Linked DNA regions of Mus musculus: region 1 is linked to region 2. Evidence: chromatin contacts called from ENCODE Hi-C or POLR2A ChIA-PET data. All regions are on one chromosome and are shown on one strand. Each heading gives the region's core, a stretch centred on a gene start or an enhancer-like site at or near the end of the contact. The rest is flanking DNA. Distances are from core to core; before and after follow the strand shown. Region 1 holds the start of 4930505N22Rik (RIKEN cDNA 4930505N22 gene). Region 2 holds the start of Oga (O-GlcNAcase).

Region 1 (2,700 bases), core at 141-2,640, 210 kb before region 2:
CTGCCTGGCTACCCTTGCATCTCTTGACCAAGAGTTAGAGCCTTTGGAAACTGCACCTAATGACTAAATACAAATCATTTACCCCGATTATTCAAGGCATGGCTCCTTCCTCCCTCCCCTTTCTCCCTCTCTTCCATTTCCTTCTCTTTCTCTCCCCTTGTTTTTTTTTTTTTAATGTGTATGGATGCTCTGCCTTTATCTATGTGTACTTTGTGTGTGCCTGGTGCCCATAGAGGCCAGAGAAAGATGGGAGTTACAGGAATATGGGAGTAACAGACAGTTCTGAGTGCTGGGAATTGAACCTGGGACCTCTGTGAAAATAGCCAGTGTTCTTAATTGCTAAGCCATATCTCCAGTGTGTCTCTGTGACTGTATCTCTCTGTCTCTCTCCGGTGGATCTCTGAGTTTGAGGCCAGCTTGGTCTACAGAGCAAGTTTCAGGACAGCCAGGGCTACACAGACTTTTTCTCGGAAAACCTAAAAAAAAAAAAAAAAAAAAAGACAAGGTTTCTTGTTGCACAGGCTGCCCTTGAATTTGCTATAAAGATGGAGCTAATCTTGAACCTCTCATCCTCCTATCTCTGGTTCCCAAGGGTTGGGATTAACAGACGTGACACATCGTGCATGGCTATGTATATTCTTCTAGACTGCAGCTCCTCGCTCTCACCTGTGCTGGATAATTTTTTGTCAGCTTGATACAGGAATAATCATCCGAGAGAAGGGGACCCCAAATGAGAAAATACCTCCATAAGATTGGGTTGTAGGCTGGTCAGAATTTAAAATAACGAAAACAGCAACAACAACAAACCTCTACTAGAGCCGATTTAAAGCCAGTGACTTCAGGTGAAGGGCTAGTTCTCTCGCGGTGTCTGTTGGGAGTTGTAGTTTTTGCGATGCTTGCTGGGAATCGTGGTCTGAACCCGCTTCAGGAAGAGGGCGTGAAAGAACCTGAAGAGCGGAGGGTTTTAGGACCCGGCGGGGAGCGGCGGCCTGGGGGAAAAGTGTCGGGAGGTCGGGAACGCGCCCGTGATTCCGGAGCAGTGGCGGCGTCGCCGGAGTCGGGAGCGAGCAGGCCTGCGAGCTGCTAGGGTGCTAGAGAAGCCGGGGGCTCGGTAAGCGGCGCGGGCCCTGCCGGGTCCTCGAACCTGGCCGACCTCTGCGGGTCCGCCCTACTAGGCCTGGACGCAGAGGCGGCCCTGGGGGCGGGGCCTGAGTGTGCCGCGGCGACACGGGTGACAGAGCAAGGGGAGGGCTGCGGTTGCTGGGGCCGCTTGCTGTGGGAGGGTCGGGCCTGGGACCTCAGAGTCCGCCTCGCTGCCTTCGATCGCCCGCTACCGGCTGGGTCCGGCCTCTCGGAGGTCCCGCTGGGGCCTCGGGGACGCCGAGGCGCTGACCTTTGACCCCAGCGCGGGGCTGACCCCGAGCCGGTCGGCTCCTGGTGGAAAGCTGCGCCTCGGACGGGAGGTGGCCGGTCCCCGTGAAGTGTTCAGATGCCGGGTCCTGCGCTCTTCCGTTTTTAGCACCCACTTTTTGCAGAGTTAATAAACCCACTGCGCTTTCATGCGAGGAGTGTGTGCCAGCCAGGAAACCCACCCCTTCCCTCGTACGGTGAAGAATGATAGTCACTGGGGAAGTTGTCCCTGGCTAATGGGACAGTGGATATACTTCAGCCATGTCCTAATAAAATGTTGCGGGACTATCGGAACCTCCCCAACTTTTCTTTCTAGAAAAAGTTTTAAACTTAAGTGCATTTTCCTTGAAAATAGGGCAAGCATGGTGTTTAAACATGGCTAGTGTTAGAGCCATCATATGTGTAGCCTTAGGGCCCCTGGCCGGTTCAGAACTAGCTATGTAGACCAGGCTAACCTCGAACTTGTAGCGATCCTTCTGATTCTCCCTCCCAAATGCTGTGATTTCAGTGTACCTCACCAAGCTAGGCTTATCTCCTGCCCATGATTTAGGACAGAGTGACTTGAAATCTTCTTTGGTATGTTTTTGACTGAATGTTGTATGTATGGTCGTTTCCATGGAAACGCTTTCAAGATAGCAGATCTAAGAAAGGTTTTGATAACTTCTCTTCCAATAGTTAAGGAAGTCATTCTTTTCTTAATGAATTAGCAAGCCTTTAATGTGTTCTTATTATGACAGTCATTGTACCTTGTCATGTTTACATTTTTTTGCCTCCCAAGACAGGGTTTCTCTGTGTAGCCCTTGCTGTTAACTCTCTTTGTAGACCAAACTGGCCTCCAACTTAGACCTGCCTGAAATACACATTGAGTTCAAGGCCAGCCTGAACAGCTTAGCGCGGGCTCACACACACACACACACACACACACAATAAAAACAAAACCCAAAAAACTAAAACCAAAACCCACCAAAAATGAAAACAAACCCTGGATAACAACTTAGAACCCAGAATCTGGGATGCGGAGGTGGCTCAGAGGTTTAAGAGCACTTCCTGCTTTTTCAGAAGATCCAAATATGGCTTCCAGCTCCCACACTAGCTAGCTCCTGGCTCACAGGTACCTGTAACTGGCTTCTGTGGGTACTTGCACTCAAACACACATCCACACACAGACACACATATTAAAAAACAATAGCATGGGGTTGGAGAGATGGTTCAGTGGTTAAGAGCACTGACTGCTCTTCTAGAGGTGCTGAGTTCAATTCCCAGCGACCACATGGTGGCTCACAACCATCT
Region 2 (2,700 bases), core at 111-2,610:
ATGCAGCTAGAGACACGCGCTCTGGGGGTACTGGTTAGTTCATATTGTTGTTCCACCTATAGGGTTGCAGACCCCTTCAGCTCCTTGGGTGCTTTCTCTAGCTTCTCCATTGGGGGCCCTGTGTTCCATTTTATAGACTGTAAGCATCCACTTCTGTATTTGCCAGGCACTGGCATAGCCTCATACAAGAGACAGCTATAACAGGGTTCCTTCAGCAAAATCTTTCTGGCATATGCAATAGTTTGACTACTTTCTTAACATTGAACATGAGAGGTTTGTTCCCAAACAGGGCAGATTTTTTTTTTTTTTTTTTTTTTTTAGTCTTTTTGAGACAGGGTTTCTCTGTATAGCCCTGGCTATCCTGGAACTCACTTTGTAGACCAGGCTGGCCTGGAACTCAGAAATCCGCCTGCCTCTGCCTCCCAAGCGCTGGGATTAAAGGTGCGCCACCATCGCCTGGCTGGCAGATCCCTTAAGGAACCAAAATGTCAAGTGTACTCTGAGGCAAGCCCTTAGAGTACAGGAGGCAAGCCCTTAGAGGCAGGGTTTCCTTGGAAATGCTGATGCTAAGGCTAAAAGGGTCATGTCCCTTACGCACACCGCACACTCTCCATCGCCATAACAAACTCGCCTTCCACTCTCTTCTACTTTTATTAGACGTTTGTTTTCCCTGTGCTTGGAATGCAGTCTTTCTTCTCCATACGTAGTCTGGTGAATTTCATACCACAGCCTCTCCCAAAACAAACGTAGGGCTCAATCAGGCAGAGACGTAACAGCAGGTTTTAACCATATTATGAGGTCATAATGGTCCCAACAGCCCAGGATGAGGCAAACTCAATAAAACAGTTGACTGCTCAATTTAAAACACGGTTAACTCCGAAGACAGGATAGAAGAAACAATGAGTCAGGACAGAGGCGTGAGCTGAGCTCCTTGGCATGGTGTCTTCACAGAAGCAGACGTGGGTCAGGCAGCCCCGATGAGCCAAACTGGTACAACAATCTCCAAAGTAGGTCAGTGTCTCCTACCACTTTAAGAACTAGAAGTATCGTCCCGGCGCCTGCGCATTGAGAGGGTAAACACCTCCTTTCCGCCCCCCCCCCCCCCCTTCCTCCCAAACTCCCCGGCCGGCCGCATTCTCCCATGTTCCCCTCCTCCGGGTGGGGTAATGGTCCGACCCAGAGTGTGGCGCTCATCCCGGAGGGTGGCGAGCCAAAATGGTACGTCCCACCGCCGCACACCTCCGCGGTGTTCACGGCGCCCTTTGTCCTTTTTCTCCCCTAGCAAATAAAGCGCAATGGGCTTATCCCAAGGAAAGGCGGGGGAGCCGGGCTGGGGACCGGTCTGAGCCGGTCTGTAGCGCAGGCGCAGTGCGGATAAACAGGAAGCGGGCGGCAGAGGCAGCGGCAGGAGCTGCTTAGGGACTCCGGTGGGGGAAGAGAGCCGGAGACGCCGGGCTGTCCGGAGGGCGGCGGGCGTGGAGGACGAGCGAAGGCGCCTCCTCGGTCCTCCTTCCGTGGAGACGCGGCGGCTGCCTCGCCCTCCGCTTAGGCTCCCGGCTCCCAGCGCGGGGCGAGGCAGCGGCTGACAAAGGGCTCGAGCCGGTGCCGCCGCCCTTCTCATCCGGGCACTCCGGGCCCCCGCCGAGAGGAAGGGGGAAGGGCGGAGGGGGAGGGGAAGGAGCCCCGGAGGCGCGCGTTCGGAGCCGCGGCCCCTTTGCAGGGCTCCGGGCCTTTGGCCCAACGGACCGAGGCCGAAGGGGAGCGGTGGCCGGCGGCAGGAGGATGGTGCAGAAGGAGAGCCAGGCGGCGCTGGAGGAGCGGGAGAGCGAGCGCAACGCCAACCCTGCCGCCGCCTCGGGGGCTTCGTTGGAGCAGTCGGTAGCTCCCGCCCCCGGAGAAGATAACCCATCGGGAGCCGGGGCTGCGGCCGTGGTCGGGGCGGCCGGAGGGGCCCGCAGGTTCCTGTGCGGTGTCGTGGAAGGTGAGTTGGCCTTCCAGTCCCGCGTAGGTGTTCAGCCTCCGTCCCCGGGAGGGGCGTGCTGGTGACTTTTCCCGCAGTTCCCCGCCCCCAGGACGGGAGGCGTCCGTCATTGCTCACACGGGGTTACGGGGAGGAGACAGACGGTGGGCACACTTCTTTACCCTCCGCTATGTCACGGCTTCGGCGACTCCGGGCTATGGAGGAGCCTGACCCCACCCTCCTCTGGCTTAGAGCCACACAGATTTGTCGGAGGAGGAGGCGGTGGCAAGGAAGGAGCCTGTGGTCCGGCTGTGGGCTTCACTTCTTTGTACCTTGGGATCTTAGTCCGCAGAGATGCCTGCTTTCAGTTGAAATTTGTGCAGCGCTCCCATCCCCCGCCCCTATCCTTGTAAGGGGAAAAAAAATCAGCCCTCACAGGCACGTTTTTACCCGTGAAGGAGCGCAGTCAGCTTATTATATTACAGATTCCTTCAGGCTTAGGAAATTGTTTTGTTTTTATTTTTATTTATTTATTTTTGTTAGCCTGTAAGCCTCCTTCACCTCTTAAGACTCACTTGTAGCCCAGAAAAGTATCATCCTTTAACAATTGCTGTTTTTTTGACTTGGGAGTGTGTGTAAATACCAGTATATCATATCTCAGAGCATCTGTTATGTGGAGTTAGAATTCAGTGAAAGTCTTAATTTCTGTCTTCTCATTTACAGTTGAAAAGGACGAGGGC

Evidence for each region. Hi-C counts contacts between places; a loop is a spot of excess contacts on that map. ChIA-PET counts read pairs that join two places held with the same protein, here RNA polymerase II (POLR2A).
Region 1: a loop to region 2 is called in a map of T-helper 2 cell, with 3 times the contacts of the local background. The contact joins the promoter of 4930505N22Rik here to the promoter of Oga in region 2. A Hi-C loop is called at or near these places in 2 of 37 maps with a recorded cell type or tissue (T-helper 1 cell and T-helper 2 cell). POLR2A ChIA-PET finds 5 or more read pairs at or near these places in 3 of 5 experiments (Patski and embryonic stem cell).

What each region holds. Positions count from the first base shown.
Region 1 is chr19:45,996,827-45,999,526 of GRCm38, reverse strand. It overlaps 4930505N22Rik (RIKEN cDNA 4930505N22 gene), which reads right to left and starts at 1,390. Exons shown (of 2, transcript NR_152221.1): 1 at 808-1,390. It overlaps Armh3 (armadillo-like helical domain containing 3), which reads left to right and starts at 1,039. Exons shown (of 26, transcript NM_198296.2): 1 at 1,039-1,111.
Region 2 is chr19:45,782,213-45,784,912 of GRCm38, reverse strand. Oga (O-GlcNAcase) reads left to right here and starts at 1,360. Exons shown (of 16, transcript NM_023799.4): 1 at 1,360-1,981. The coding sequence starts at 1,783.